2 separate regions of the Homo sapiens genome follow, and region 2 is linked to region 1. A link is a loop called in an ENCODE intact Hi-C map of the cell type or tissue named here. Cell type or tissue: A673. All regions are shown on one strand. Links, peaks and the distances in the headings refer to the core of each region. The heading gives the core; the rest is flanking DNA.

Region 1 (8,498 bases), core at 366-8,365:
AGCATTTATCATTAGACTATACAAAAACACATTTGTGGATACTCCTGACTATACAAATGCATTTTAATGAAGAATTTACTAGATGACATGTAAATATTTATAATAATCAGCAGTAACTTCACACCAGCCTGCAACTTAAATTCTACTAAGGTGAAAACAGATTTCAGAGAATCAGCAAGTCAGATCTGTATGTATCCAGGACTTTTTTTGTCTGTTCACTTTAGAAGACAGTAGATTTTCTTTTTATTTACAAAAAATGCCAAGACATTTTCTTTCTATTCCTATCAATGATCCCTAAAATATCTTAAGTACTATAAGAAAGTCACAGGCAAAAAATTCAAAATGACCCACTAGTTTTACAGCTTCTTAATTCTTAATGATTAAACAGCTTAAAACTGAGGCAAGGGAAGGGAAGATATATTCAAAGAGGGTGCCAAAGACTACACTGAAACAATAACCATGTGTTGGCTATTGTATTTTCTTGTTATAGAAAATTTCAATTTTCTGTCCACATTTTGTTGATTCTATTTGTAATGATATCAAACATGGGAGTAAGAATCGGAATAATTTACACTGGTATGTTTATTTTCAAAAGGCTGGCAAAGGGGATCAGAAATGGGACTTTTTACTCAAGGGTCCTGATATGAGGGAGGCAGGGTAGTGAGAGAAGGTCACTAATTCTTTGGCCACTCAAAACATTAACAATGTGCTACCTTGACTCTGTAAATCATTGATGACATCTTTAAGTTCACCTGAAATAACAAAAAGTTGGGTCTGTAAGGGAACCTAGTAGCCTGTGGGCATGCTTGCCAAGCACTGAAGTCCTATCTCCCCACTTCTCCTACAGATAACGAGCTGCACGGCCAAGAGAGTCACAATTCAGGCAACAGGAGCGACGGGCCAGGAAAGAACACCACCCTTCACAATGAATTTGACACAATTGTCTTGCCGGTGCTTTATCTCATTATATTTGTGGCAAGCATCTTGCTGAATGGTTTAGCAGTGTGGATCTTCTTCCACATTAGGAATAAAACCAGCTTCATATTCTATCTCAAAAACATAGTGGTTGCAGACCTCATAATGACGCTGACATTTCCATTTCGAATAGTCCATGATGCAGGATTTGGACCTTGGTACTTCAAGTTTATTCTCTGCAGATACACTTCAGTTTTGTTTTATGCAAACATGTATACTTCCATCGTGTTCCTTGGGCTGATAAGCATTGATCGCTATCTGAAGGTGGTCAAGCCATTTGGGGACTCTCGGATGTACAGCATAACCTTCACGAAGGTTTTATCTGTTTGTGTTTGGGTGATCATGGCTGTTTTGTCTTTGCCAAACATCATCCTAACAAATGGTCAGCCAACAGAGGACAATATCCATGACTGCTCAAAACTTAAAAGTCCTTTGGGGGTCAAATGGCATACGGCAGTCACCTATGTGAACAGCTGCTTGTTTGTGGCCGTGCTGGTGATTCTGATCGGATGTTACATAGCCATATCCAGGTACATCCACAAATCCAGCAGGCAATTCATAAGTCAGTCAAGCCGAAAGCGAAAACATAACCAGAGCATCAGGGTTGTTGTGGCTGTGTTTTTTACCTGCTTTCTACCATATCACTTGTGCAGAATTCCTTTTACTTTTAGTCACTTAGACAGGCTTTTAGATGAATCTGCACAAAAAATCCTATATTACTGCAAAGAAATTACACTTTTCTTGTCTGCGTGTAATGTTTGCCTGGATCCAATAATTTACTTTTTCATGTGTAGGTCATTTTCAAGAAGGCTGTTCAAAAAATCAAATATCAGAACCAGGAGTGAAAGCATCAGATCACTGCAAAGTGTGAGAAGATCGGAAGTTCGCATATATTATGATTACACTGATGTGTAGGCCTTTTATTGTTTGTTGGAATCGATATGTACAAAGTGTAAATAAATGTTTCTTTTCATTATCCTTGCTTGAGCCCATCAAAAATATGAATTCAAAGAACTAAAATGATATGAAATGGGGTCATAATTTGAAAGTAAGGAAAACATTAAAGCATAGCAAAGAGATAAACAAGAGGTAGCGTATGGGTGAATGGCAGGGTTAATGGCTGGAAGTCTGAGGAGCAGAGTGAAAGGGCAGAATGAGCCACAGCAATGTCCCTGCACTGTGGCCATCCTCCAGGAAAAGCTGCTGCTCTGAAGCCACTTTTGCAGAGAACAAAAAGTATAGAAAAGAGAATTATATCTATCCTTGAAGTTGAAGGATAGGAAAAGAAACTACTACTTTCCATCTATAAACTAAGATCTTTGGCAGTCATCCCCTCATTCTCTGTGTGGGGATTTTTTAAAATTATTTTTTCCTTTACTCAACACTATAGAAATGAAGGTAGAGGGTGTGTGTGTGTGTGTGTGTGTGTGTGTGTGTGTGTGTGTAAGGGCTTCATTTTAGGACCGTGTGTGTGTGTGTGTGTGTGTGTGTGTGTGTGTGTGTGTGTAAGGGCTTCATTTTAGGACCCTCTGTGTCCAGGTCAGAGCCCACCTTCAGGGCTCCAAAAGCAAGTAGGAATGAGCTGTGGAAATGCTTCTGCCTCCTCTCTGTGCTTCATGCCTCACCCCCACTCCTGTGATGCTCCTGTGATACTACCTTTCATTCCTCTGGGTAAGAGATTGCCCTCCAGCATCGTAAATGCCTCGTGGGAGACGCATTAACAGAGGAGGAGTGAAGGCGTGTTTGCTGACTAAAAGAAGACGTTATGGTTAACAGTCAAACACACGTGAATAACACAGTACAATACTTCATTTAGAGTCTTGTAAACTGCAAAGTTCTAAGAAGCTCAAATGAGCAAAAATGAGAGCACAAGAATAACTTAGCTCAACAATGACTATCATTGTTAGGTAGAGGAAAAGAATTCAGGGACTACAAAGAATCTTACTCTAAGTGTCTAGTGTCTTACTCTATCTAAGTCAGTCAGGTTTAGCAGAGAGGTTAATGGCAAAGGGGTTAAAAGGATTATCTGAGGACTTCTATCAAAATATCTGTCCATCAAGATTCCAATTCTATAAATGCAATGGACACTGAAGTGCATGAATTTATATATACCTCAGTTGGTCATTTGCATAGCTATCACCGCCCCCAATTGTGTGTCACTGGCTAGATTAAGATAGTCATATTTTAGATCAGCTAATTAAGAAAAGGCAATTTGAAAGGCCAATTCTTTTCTCCACTTTCCCCAGAAAGTCACAGGTAAATTACAGCTTCCGTATATATATAGAGGAGGAGCAGACCAGCCTGACCAACATGGAGAAACCCCGTCTCTACTAAAAATACAAAATCAGCCGGGCGTGGTGGCGCATGCCTGTAATCCCATCTACTCGGAAGGCTGAGGCAGGAGAATTGCTTGAACCCGGGAGGTGGAGGTTGCAGTGAGCCGAGATCGTGCCATTGCATTCCAGCTTGGGCAACAAGAGCAAAATTCCATCTCAAAAAAAAGAAGAGGAGCAAGCTGCGCGCAGTGGCTCACACCTGTAATCCCAGCACTTAGGGAAGCCAAGGTCAGGAGCTCGAGACCAGCCTGACCAACATGGTGAAACCCCCCGTCTCTACTAAAAATACAAAAATTAGCTGGGCATGGTGGCACACACCTGTAATCCCAGCTACTTAGAAGGCTGAGGCAGGAGAATCTTTTGAACTCCAGATGGGGAGGTTGCAGTGAGCCAAGATCATGCCACTGCACTCCAGCCTGGACAAAAGAGCAAAACTCCATCCAAAAAAAAAAAAAAAAAGGAGCAATATTATTGCTGGGAAAATACCTTCAGTACATGTCCTATCCTCTTCATCCTCTGTTTCTACCACACCACAGCTCCCAGGCAATAATCTCAAAAATGATATTATCTACTTTCGTGTTTATATAAGCTATTAAATGTATGACCTCTTTAACAGCATCAACTGGCTCCATTCAGCACTCTGGAGTTTAGCAAGTACTTCTCTATCCCATATCTCATTTAATCCTTTCATTCAGGCCTCAATTCTAAGAGGTCTTTAAAACATCTAAATCCCACTTTAATGTTTCTAAAATTAGACTGCTATATAGTTACTAGGCATGTTTAATGTGATAGTAGCTTTATTTCTCCTACATGACATTATTAAATCAATGGAATATCTTCAAACGTAGGCTAAAAACACAGAGAACATCATCCCTATTTTTTTAAAAGTCATATGACAAAAACCATCAATATCAAACTGCTTATATTTCATACCAATTCCCACGCTGTGGCATGAAAAATATTTATCCAGGCCAATGAAAAATGAATCATTTACATGAGCTAAATAACATCAATGGGAATAATACATGATGCTAGTGTCAGAAGTTACATAATACTCTATTAATATTGAATAAAATAATTACATTTGATTGCTTTTTCAAAACTGGCTTTTGGGAATAATCTAAAATTTGAAATCCAAAATTTCTTACTTAGGGCTTTTGGATTACATTCAGTATTTCAGAATCTTCTCAGAAAGCAATAAATAGTGTATTTATTCTTCCTTTTATGCAGAAAAGAAACATATTCAGAGAATTTCCAAAAGGAAATTTTCCATTCTTCATAAAACTGACATTCAGAGAAACTGATCTTGTAGAAAATCTTTCAATGTGTGTGTTACTGACTGTTATATTCATTAAACCACTTCATAAATATTTTACCCTCAATTTGAAATTGTATAATAGTATTTTGTTTCTCAACCATCGTTTCAAGAGAATGTGGTGCCTAAGGGAATGCAGAAATTTAAATACGTCAAAATTTTGTGTGTGTGCACACATGCAAACGAGAATAAATACAGCTTAAACATAAAAACATGTAATGACCACCATAAGGAAATGTGACATACTAGAAAAAAACAAATAAAAACAAAAAAAAAAAAAAACAGAAAACAAGGACAAAATAAAGCGTAGGAACCATTTAAATCTTATAAAGACTGTACCCAGACTAAGCACCACAAGAAGCCAATTATCAATAAATACTAAGCACACGCCATATAAAAAGATACTGTGCTCAGCATGATACATAAAAGAATCTCTGGATACCCCTAAATGACTTCTAAAATTAAATACTTAAGAACAAACATTTTCGATTTTCAACATAATACAAGTATCATAGTAGATGCAGAATTCAGCACACTCCCCAGTCTTCCATCACCATCTAGTGGTAAAATTCACAAAACAGGTGAAGAAAATTCAATTTTTGTCCTATTTACAGCATTCGAATTCACAGTAACACAGCCTAGCACTTTGCTAAAGTTTTCCTTTAAACATCCTTATTAATGCTAATGTATACAAATGTGTATCCTGCAGCTGCCTAGTTCAGTGTAATATGGAAATGCTTGATGAGAATAATTAATGCTGTCAAGAAGTTTTGTTACAGATGTAAAAAAAAAAAAAAACAAGGCTGTAATAACATGAATTTCATGGGAAAATGCTACAAATAGACTGTTCTTTCTAAATTAACTTATAGAAAAATTTTAAAAATGTATAATTTATAGTTTCAAAAGTATACAAAATCATCATTAGAACTGAATAGGGAGGAGTAAGACTACCAGTGTTAAATAAAATTTTCCATCAATTTATCAAGAAACTCCTAAGATTCACTTTGAATGCAACTTTCATTTTGAATACTCTTGAAGTTTTCTTATAAGCCACAATGAAAGGAAATCATCTAAAATTATAAAAATGATTTAAAAAAAAGTCATCCTTAGAGACACACATCTCTTTTTCTCCTTAGTTGGAAACTCAAGATACAGAATTAAATTGGAAATTCCTTTTATTTCAGTTTAGGCAAACATTTTTAATAAAAGTAAACTGGCCAACTTCTCTTTGAATTATGTTAGAGTACGGTCGGAAGTGGTGGCTCATGCCTGTAATCCTAGCACTTTGGGAGGCCAAGGTGATCACAAGGTCAGGAGTTCAAGACCATCCTGGCCAACATGGTGAAACCCTGTCTCTACTAAAAGAATACAAAAATTAGCCAGGCATGGTGGTGTGCACCTGTAATCCCAGTTACTCAGGAGGTTGAAGCAGAAGAATTGCTCAAACCCGGGTGAACCTGGGAGGCGGAGGTTGCAGTGATCCGAGATCGCACCACTGCACCCCAGCCCACGTGACAGAGCAAGACTCTGTCTTTAAAAAAAAAAAAAAAATTGTGTTCGAGAATATTCAGTGGTTGTAGTCTGGGCAGACTCCCCAGCAACTCCTAGAATTGAACCATACATCTGATTTAATCAGCCTATGACAAGAATCTGCAAATAGATACTAGGTTCCCCAGGGTCTCCAAGTCTAGGTATAGGTTTAAATGTTACATGCAAGACTTTTCAACATTCTGGACACATTTACATAAATATATATGCAGACAAACACATAGCATGTATAATTGAGGCTAACAAGTTTAGCATAAAGAATGTAAATCAGCCCCTTAACCCATGATAGTTTTTAAACAGTCTTAAAAAGCTATATACAATGCTTAAGATGGTTACTGCTAGCCTGAAGCAAAATATCTTTCGTAACACAGAAAGCCATCTGTCAATTACCCAACGATGAATTACCTCTACGTATTTTGCAAAAAACCTGAACCATATCATACGTCCTTGAATAGTTCTTGACTTCTTCTCAGTATATAACTTATAATACAGAGTGAGTATCTTTTTCTATGCCTTATAGAATTGTCATGTACCTTTGTAAGTATGAGTCAACTTCCAACATTTTATCCTTTGTGCTTTCTACGTCATGAAATATTTCAAAAATTCCTTAATTGTGAAGTTTCTTGTCAGCATCACTTACTCTGGGATAGCTCATCCGTTCCCTGTAGATGTTAATAACTTTGCCTTCATTAAGTTCATCTAACAGCATATTATAGAGGTTTAACCTTCCCCTGGTTAGCTATTTCTTTTGTATTTCCATATGCCTGTGATTCAAATTTCACTTCCTATATTATCACTTTTCATTTCTCTCCTGAACTTTAATTTTTGTTGGTATACCCTCTTTCAAATATCTCTTTTTGTAAAATGTCATGGAGTTTATTATTGGCAAACAAGGAGGCAACACAACTACACACTTTGCTGCCACCTGTGCATGAACTGAATACCAGATGTGCAGTGACCAATCTCCAACAGACTTTGAAAGAAGTGAGATGACTGGCCACTCCTGTATGTTATTTACATGATGAGCTGCGAACTGGAGAGCTATCAATTAAGTTTGATAGCTTTATGCAACTACTTACAGTTAATATAATGTGGTAACTAAAATTTGGACTGTTGCAGGGAGACTGGTATTATTTAACTAAATCATGATAACTCAAATACATGTCAGAACTGTGAAATCAAGGCCTGCCTGCAAGTGTATATGTAACCATAATCATAATTCAAAGGAAAAACGGAGAGAAAAATATATAATGACATGTAATGGAACATGTAAATGCTTAGGCAGAACTATTTGAAATAATGTCATTCATTCATTCAACATGAAGTGGTCAAATGCTTGGATCTATACATTTAATTATGTGAATTTTTAACAGATACAAATATTTGTGACCCAAACACAACTTATATCATTACCATTAGTGATGTGGATCTCCAAAATAAATAATTCTTGACAAGATTCCAAATAAAGTATTTAGTAGACAGTAGCTATATACTTGGAAAAATTAGGCTGGTGTCTATTAAACCAGAAAAAATACATTTATATGTAAAATAGACTTAAATTATAGGCTCAGATATTAATGAACAAGTTTTTCACCCATGGGAAAGTTAATGGGTCACTCCTATAAGCAGCATGGGACAATTCTTCACTGTGTAAGAATTGTGCCTCATACTTTGCATGCTATAAAGCATTCATGGTCCCAGCCACTGAACATAGGGACAACAAGAAAATATCCTGAAATCAACAAATACTCTCTGGGGCAGTAATGCCTACATTGAGAACCCTGATTGGATTCCTGAGCCATTTGTGGAAAGATAGAAGAATATGACCAAGGTTTCAAGCAATATAGAATCCCAGATCTCTAGATATCAGCAGGTACCAACCAAATTTGGGAAGGGATAGAGTATTAATAAATAAAGGGTAAACTTTTTCTGGGCCGCTTCTATTAATCACAAAAATGGTAAAAAAAGAAAGCAATGATTTCTATAAAGTTTATTAAAAAGCTTCAATAGATGACTGCTTTGAAGTTTTGTACAAATGCTATTTGAAAGATAACTGTAGATATATAGATATACTTCCCATAGAAATCCCTAAAGAGGCAAGTTAAAAATAGTGATAATGATCAAATCTTACACAGTGCTCATCAGTCACTGTCCTACATGCTTTACTTTTTAATAAACCTTTAAATCGCCACAAGAACCTTATATAGTAGATATCCTATTACAGATGAAGAAACCGAGGCACACCTAGCTAGGAAGTGAAGTGATCGTGACAGGTTTTGAAGCTCTGGTGTCTGACTACAAAGTCCATGCTGTCACCAGGACTG
Region 2 (8,498 bases), core at 406-8,405, 370 kb before region 1:
AACCAATCGAGCATGACAGCCAACAAATTATAGTCCAGACTTATGCCACCCGAGATGATCTCTTAGAAGTCCCCTTAGCTAATCCTGACCTTAACCTATATGCCGATGGAAGTTCATTTGTGGAGAATGGGATACGAAGGTCAGGTTATGCCATAGTTACTGATGTAGCTGTACTTGAAAGTAAGCCTCTTCCCCCAGGGACCAGCACCCAGTTAGCAGAACTAGTGGCACTTACCCAAGACTTAGAACTGGGAAAGGGAAAAAGAATAAATGTGTATACACATAGCAAGTATGCTTATCTAATCCTACATGCCCATGCTGCAATATGGAAAGAAAGGGTTAGGGTTCCCCCTAATCTCTGGGGGTACTCCCAATAAATACACAAGGAAATTATGGAGTTATTGCATGCAGTGCAAAAACCCAAGGAGGTGACAGTCTGACACTGCTGAAGCCATCAAAAAGGGAAGGAGAAGGGAGAACAGCAGCATAACAGCTGGCAGAGGCAGCAGAAAGGAAAGAGAGAAAGAGACAGGAAGTCAGAGAAAGAGAAAGAGGAAGAAACAGAGACACAAAGAGAGGGAGTCAGAGAGGGAAAGAAAGAGAGACACAGAAAGAGAGAGAGGAAGAGACAAAGAAGGAGTCAAAGAGAGAGACAGAGAGAGGAAGAGAGAGAAAGAGACAAGAAGTCAAAGAGAAAGAAAGAGAGATGGAAGTAGTAAAGAAAAAACAGTGTACCCTATTCCTTTAAAAGCCAGGGTAAATTTAAGACCTATCATTGATAATTGAAGGTCTTCTCTGTAACCCTATAACACTCCATTACCACCTTGTTGTCAGTGTAAACAAGGGCATAGCCCAAAAGCACTGAGGTCACTGACAATCCGTAGCCTTTCTATCAAAAATCCTTAACTCAGAAGGTTTCCTAATAGGTGATCTAAATCTTAATTAATTACCATACAAAGGTCCAACCAGACCAAGGAGGAACTCCCTTCAGGACAGGATGATAGATGTTTCCTCCTAGGTGATTAAGGGAAAAAGACACAATGGGTATTCTGTAAGTGATAAGGAAACGCTAACAGAAGCAGAATTAGGAAAATTGCCTAATAGTTGGTCTGCTTAAACATGCGAGCTGTTTGCACTCAGCCAAATCTTAAAGTACTTACAGAATCAGGAAGGAGCTATCTATACAGAAAAAGTAAAGTTTGCTAAAAGTTAACAGTGTAACATGCATTATCCTACTACCACACACTCTCAAAGGATTTCTCAGTTTGCAAGAAATAACAAAATCTATCCTTACTTTACAATCCCAATTAGACTTTCTGTGTCTGTCCTTCTTTCTCTCTGACTCCTTTTCACGTCACCTCTCAGTAGGAATACAGGAAGCATGAAAGTCCGGAGACTAGGAAATAATTGTCAAAGGGCTTAAAATGAACCGGCTTAGGGAATCTTGGAAGTAGGAACTGGTGTTACTTATTCTGCAATTTCCTAGGGCATTTCTTGCTTCTATTTGGTGATAAAGATAGGGTGTTGGTATTTGGGATCCATCTTGTTCCTATTCCTGTATGGTTCCCCTACAGATTGGCTATATAACTGAAGAGCATATTTTCTTACTTTTTTTCTGATTTCCTGTATCCCCTGGGGAGAGACCCGCTGTGCAATTTTTAAACTACCATATTCTGTACCTCCAGACAGAGTGTATGTGGGGCTCCATACTATATGCCTTTGAAAGAAAAAGGGTATGGCAGAGGGGGCCAGTCCCAGACCACAGTGGAAAAACACACTGAGCTGAAACAGATCCATGCATTGCTTGGCCTTAGAGCTCAAATAAAATGGATAAAACCAGTTATGAAAGAATCAAAACAATAAGGGATAATTACAAAGGGCACTAATCCTGTGATACCCCCATACTTCCATTAAAGAAGTCAGGTAAATTTGATAAAGATGGTTGATGTCTATATAGCTTTCCACAAAATTTCAGGAAAGTAAATGAATTTGCTGTTCTATTAATCTCTATAGTCCCTAACATGACGATTATTCTGACTTCTGACTTTGGTACCATTGTCTGAAAATGTTTTCTCTAGAACTGGTCTACACTTTCCCTCCCTCCCTCCTTTTCTCCCTTCCTCCCTTCCTTCTCCTTCCTTTCTCTCTCTCTCTCAGGGTGACAAATAGGGATTCTCTGAGCCAAAAATGCTCATTAAAGGAATCCTACATTCTGCAGAAATGGGACAACAGTAATCCTCCACTATTCTTAGTCCTCTGCTGGGAACATTCCTAGAGAAGTGTAGTCATAACTAGAATATGGTGGTAGATGCAGAGGGGCAACTGCTGTAGCTGGTTCTGTTAAGGAGGTCTGAGTGGTACATTTCCATAGCTGCCACATAGTGAGATACTTTTTAACAATAAAAGGAATGAAACTCTAATCTACACAACCACCTGAATAGGTCTCAAAAAGATTATGTTGTGCCAAAGAGGTCAGATACAAAAGAGTGCATGACACCATTTATATAACATGACACCATTTATATAAAATTCTAGATAATTCCTACAGTACAATAGCAGATCAGTGGGTGCCTAGGGTCAGGGAAGAGGGGTAAGGATTAGCTGGACAGGGGCACAAGGAAACCGTCTGAAGTAATAGAAATGTTCTGTTAAATGTGGTGGTGGTTACACTGCTTTGTATATTTGCCAAATTCATAGAACTTAAAATGGGTGCATTTTCTTGTAGGTGAATTACACCTTAATAAAGCTGACTTCTTAGGACAATCTACCTTCTCAATAAGCTGTTGCTGCTACCCTGGTTTTAAACATTTTTTTGTAAAACTTAATTTTTTCCTAATGTTTCTACTGTTTTGGCATTTTTTCATTTTATTATGAAAGATGATTAACATTCAGAAGATTATGTAAAATGTGTACTCATTTAAAAATAATACTACTAATAATAAAGCAAACACTACATACTTACCACCCAGGATAAAAGGAGAAAGCATTGCTGATGCCTTAGAAGGTCCATGCGCCTCCCCACTTCCTCCCCCTTCATATAGGTTCATATAACTCTCTTAGTTCTGTACTATACATGTTAGAAGCCCTGGAATTCTGTCTCCTACTCACTTCTTCTGCTTAGACCTTTCTGCATGATGTTGTCTAGCTTTTTTTGTTTTCAGAGATTATCTATATGCTGATCCATCTTCTAAAACTCCAAATATTTTATGGCAGATGTAAATTTATTGTCACAACAGGCAAATCTTGAAAAATGCAAGTCTATTTGCTTGCTATAGTGAAACTTCACATAGCCCTTATTTTGTCTTAAGTGCCCATGAGGGGAAGTTTCATTCCTGTTAATTCAGAGTAAACTGAGTTACTGGCAGCTTAAAATTCATCATCTTTTGGGTAACCACTCAGTCAAATTAGGATGTTCCTTCGCTGAATTTTCCTTGCCTTATCATCAAGCGATACTCTATGTTCTGGGTTAGTAGACAAGGTATTAACATCTGCTCTCTGGCAGCCTCTGCCAAGACTTACTTATGCCTAACATATTGATCCCTAGTGCCAAGAAATATATCTGCTAAAATAATCAGTGCATTTCCTCTTTCCTACTCCTTTTCTTCAAAGCTTCCTATTTCTTGAAAAGTCTAGAACTTGTATGAAAGTGAGATTGTAAAAACTTAAATAAGATTATCTATTCAACACTATTACAAGCTTCCAGTTTAGTTTGTTTTAAAACTTCTAGTCATTGACAGTCTTGAATAAATTAGCCTACAAGATCATAAATCAATATGCCTATTAATATTATAAATCAATTTAAAAACTGAGGCATTTCTGAAAAACTGTAGACACCAAATTGTGGGTCCTCACCCTATATACAGCAAACTCATAGATTTCAGAAACCTGTTTTTCCACTCTTTTCATCACTGTTTTTGGCATAACATCTTACAGCAAATTATAAAGATACTACTACTAAAAGGAGAAATAGTTGACAGCTTTGATTATTCAATTCATCAACAAATGCTGAGTAATGTCAAGGGGACAAAAGTGGAGTATTCCCTTTTTGTTATAATGAATAATAATTTTTTTGATGATTGAAACCAAATTGTACTCAACTCTGTCCTTCTGCAGGTTCTTGGAATAGCCCCGTGTTTATAGAAACACACACACACACACACACACACACAAGTTGAACTAAGCCAACTTAACAGGTAGAGAGGTTAAAGTAAACTTTAAACTCTCTAATTTGTAAGATTTATTCTTAGGATACCAAAATACAGATCAAAAAGCCACTTGGTGGCTGGGCAAGGTGGCTCACGCCTGTAATCCCAGCACCCTGGGAGGCGGAGGCAGGTCAATCACCTGAGGTCAGGAGTTCCAGACCAGCCTGACCAACGTGGTGAAACCCTGTCTCTACTAAAAATAAAAAAAATTAACTTGGTGTGGTGGCGCATGCCTGTGATCCGGGCTACTTGGGAGGCTGGGGCAGGAGAATTGCTTGAACACAGGAGGTGAAGGTTGCAGTGAGCCGAGATCACACCACTGCTCTCCAGCCTGGGTGGCAGAGAAAGGCTCCGTCTCAAAAAAAAAAAAAAAAAAAAAAAAAAAAAAAAAAAAAAGGCCACTTGGTAATATCTGGACTTATGAATTTTCATAACTCATAACAATGAACTTTTCCAAGCTGATTATGCCCTTTACTCAGCCTGGTTTGGCACCTTCTCTTTCAGAATACATCAATGCCTCCTTTGCATATAGACTAATTCATTCCTTCTTTGGGGAAAGTAGACCTTGAAACTCTTTGTAACACATCATGGCTATTGGTGTCCAATCAATGGGGGTAGACAAACATATATTGCAAGATAACTCACATTACTGTTTTTCTTATGAGCTAATCGAAGTAAAAACACTGAGAAATCTATTATTGAAAATTTTAGGTTTTTCATCTCATAAAATATTTTGTGATTGAAATAAATATTAAACGAACCACTGAGAGGCAGTATAGTCCCCAAAATTATTTTTTCTTCTCATGAAAAGACAGGCATACTTTGAAACCAAAGCGTACCAATATTGCTGTCAAATATTTTAATGTACATAAGAGAAGAGAAAATCACCAGCCGTATCTCATTCTTCTGACTTGTTTTAACCAACCAGAAAACTAGCCATTTTAGAAACAGAAACTTGAAAACTAGAAAATTGAAAACTACAGTATTAAGAAAAAATGGTTTCACAGCAAGATCATAAAGTGTGTTTATATTTTTAAGGGAACAGTAAGGAATGAATCTAAAGATCCATTTGTTAGGGATCTTATTTTAACCAAGTGTCTATTTTTGGTAAGTAATTTTACTAAAACAAATTCAATGGAAAAATTCAGAAGCAAGGGTTAAATGATCCACTGTGAAGGTATAAGACAGATTTGTAAAACTAAACAAAAGCAAACTCATAGTAAAATATTTCAGTTGAACCGACAGAACTTTTTTGGTTCCTGCTCCATCTGCAGATGATACTAGTCCCTCACTGTGCCACACATCATGTGGCCTCTGTGGAAAACAACAACAACAACCACACACAAAAAAAAAAACAGGACACATGAAGCATTTTACAAAAATAAATATTTTTCTCTTGCAATATTTTGCAAAAAATGTCCAGGTTTCAGAATAACTGTCTATTTAAAAATATATATATAGAAGGTACTTAAAGTAAAAACCCATAAAGAAACAAAAAATGTTACCAAAGTTAGTCTGTTCAAGGTTGGAAAATAAAAATTCATTCACTTGATTTTTATATCTGCAAGGGTCAAAGGTCATCATATATCTCTAGTTATCAGTATTTCAAAAGTCAGAGAGGTAGCAACTTAAGAAAGGGCTCAAGGCTTCACTACTGAGGAATTAGTGCTCTGTGGGATGTTTTGCTCTTTAAAGTTTATCTGAGGATATAAAGTATCTTTCTTCCCAACTGTTATCTGAGGTGTGTAACCACAATGGCAGCAGAGCAAGGTGTCCATTTTGCCCACTCAGTGTCTGTTTCTGGTCATTTCATCTCCAAAGTGAAGATTTAACCACACAAATTTGTTTAGCTATTTTCTAATTCAGTATCACTAATTTGATGTTTTCTTTATTTAGTTGGTTTTATTTATTTAAAAATGTACTGGTTGATATGGTTAACAAACTAAATCCATAGGAAACTATAATTTCGTATTTTATTTCTCCCTGGAGGATCTGTGAAGCTCCCGAGGTCATAGTCTTCTTGCCAGAAGGACTTTCATTACCCTTATAAACATATGTATTCCAAGGCTAGTATTTAGACAACATCCAATACACTCCTACTAAGTTTTGCCTGAAGTACTTATAAATGTAGAGATATTTTTCTTCTTTCAAGATTCCCATAGTGTCAATGTTCCTATCCTACCAGAAGTGATATTCTTTCCAAGCTGGTAAGTCTGGGACCTATAAATCATAGAGCAGGCACCAGGGAGTACACAGTAGCCTCAAGAAGAATATCCCCTGTTCTTCAATATTGGACTTAGCATGCTTGATTTAATAAAATTTATCTGTAGCTGTGGCATTTCTGTAACACTCATGGTTATAAATTTGATTTGTTCAATTATATCCTGTAAAGAAGAAAGATTTATGTTGAAACTATGTAAATAACCACATTGTAATAAAAAGCAACAGGACACTTTGGAGGCATTATGCCTAATGTTTAACTATTGTTCTGAGCAGTTTGGTCAACACAACAATAATGTGTTTTTTAGTTTGGCAAAATCATCTTCCTTAAATTTTTCCGATGATTTATTAGTTATTTTGTATATTAGATTTTTTTAAACTTCTTTGAATTCTAACGTGTCAATTGAAAAAGATAACATTTAAAGAGTTTTTCCAGTTTGTAGAAGTATACTTAGTCTGTTAACATCGATAGATCAAGAAGAAAGAAAGATGGGCGTTGTTATATTTCAATTAAAAACTAAAACATCAACCACAACTTAATTTTCTCATCAGTGTCATTCAGACTGAGGTCATTACTTCTTATTCATTTTATCTTGAATTATTTCACAACATCATCTGTATTTGCACCAAGAGTGTTAGAAATCCTCAGTCTGCTCACGGGAGGAGGAAGCATGTGCACCTTAGGCTATTCCATGCAGAACCCATTGTTAAGAGCATGCAGTAAAATCCTTTACTGAAGTCATCATTCTTTTGATATTTCTTCTAGAATACTCTGAATCTTGTAGCAGAGGACTTTATGCAAGTGTGAAGGAAAAGCAGAACCACTTTTTACTTACAGGACTAAAATACTCTTGGTGATTTTATTACAATAATGAACAAAATCAGAATGGGGAACAGTGAAGTCCTGCACTGAAGTTTCACATGAATAAATATTTTAAGAATTTAGTAAATGATTACTCTAAAAATAAGAATATATTATTGATGAAGTTACTGATGAGTTTGTAAGGTCCTTTAATTTATCCTATAAAATGTGTGTTATGATTGTCACAATTGGCAAGCGATTTTAAACTTAAAAAGTAACTCTGTTTCAAATCAACTTAGTTATTCTGGCAGTCTTTATGCATTACCTTAACTGTTCCTATTCATTTGTCCAAAAGTACACATTTATTGAAATATATTCATTTTGTATATAATTACCATAAGAGAGATCAGCTTTCCTTTTTGATTTGTCAGCGCTTCTTTTATCTTGAGTTTGGCAAACAGGACAGTTTTGACAGTAGTGTTAAGCTAATTAAAATTATGGCACAATCATATATACATATGCAATCATTTTTCTTATCCCTCCTCATGAAGAGAAAGGGCAAAGTATTGGTGGTGTCTAGTAGTCTTTTGGGGTAAAAAACATATTGATAGTTTTTATTATTCTGGTTTGGAGGCGAATTTGTTGCTCAAAAGGAGGCCGTATATAAGTTCTAACAGTTTTAAAGATAATAAACAGTTATAGGAAACAGTTGTAATTTTGACTTAGGTTGAAAATCCAACTCAGCAGTAAGTAATAAATATTAGAAACTCTAGCCTTTTGAGACTTCAAATTTCGTTAGAAATGGATTCAAAAGCATGAAAAAAATCACACACACCCACACACAAACACATACACACACAAACGGGCTCTTGAGTGAGAGTGTTTTAATAATTATAACAATCTTTGCTATCAAAGAATAAAATCACATAGTGCTTCTTGTTAAGAGCAGACTATATATTCAAAGATTAATTTTTCTTTCAAATATTTATCTTCTTTATCATCTGTAAGCTTCCTTTAATAATTTTAAAATCTTGATACATATTTTTAGCCATACATTAATGCACATATAGTTAAAGGTTAGTCTTAAATTATCTCAGAATGCAAATTGCTATTTTCCCCTCTCTGTGGCAAGTGATGCTTCATTAAAGTGGCTAAGAACAAGGGCCAGGTTTTTCTTCTCAACCTAGAGACAGAAAAGAAAGAGCTATCACAGAGGGAATCCAATATAATTTTTTGTCCTGGAAAGATAAAACTTAAAGTTCCTGGGTAAA

Evidence for each region. A loop is a pair of places that touch in the nucleus more often than their neighbours do. Peaks named below come from ENCODE experiments on the same cell type or tissue, not always from the same donor. Only the 100,000 strongest peaks of a DNase experiment are listed, where the experiment ranks them.
Region 2: it touches region 1 in a loop (2.6-fold over the local background); 7 of 110 quality-filtered maps call a loop at or near these places.

Annotation. Positions count from the first base shown.
Region 1 is chr3:151,287,561-151,296,058 of GRCh38, reverse strand. The region is part of intron 16 of MED12L (mediator complex subunit 12L); the gene reads right to left. It overlaps GPR87 (G protein-coupled receptor 87), which reads left to right. Exons shown (of 3, transcript NM_023915.4): 3 at 848-1,973. The coding sequence ends at 1,890. Among named protein-coding and RNA genes, the nearest start is that of P2RY14, 13 kb to the right of the region's middle. In A673, for the core only: a CTCF peak has its summit at 5,187 (motif pointing left); a DNase peak (open chromatin) is centred at 5,178.
Region 2 is chr3:151,657,567-151,666,064 of GRCh38, reverse strand. It overlaps LINC02066 (long intergenic non-protein coding RNA 2066), which reads right to left. Exons shown (of 5, transcript NR_183765.1): 5 at 8,095-8,410. Among named protein-coding and RNA genes, the nearest start is that of AADACL2, 72 kb to the left of the region's middle. In A673, for the core only: a CTCF peak has its summit at 4,934; a DNase peak (open chromatin) is centred at 4,994; H3K27ac peaks cover 3,374 bases.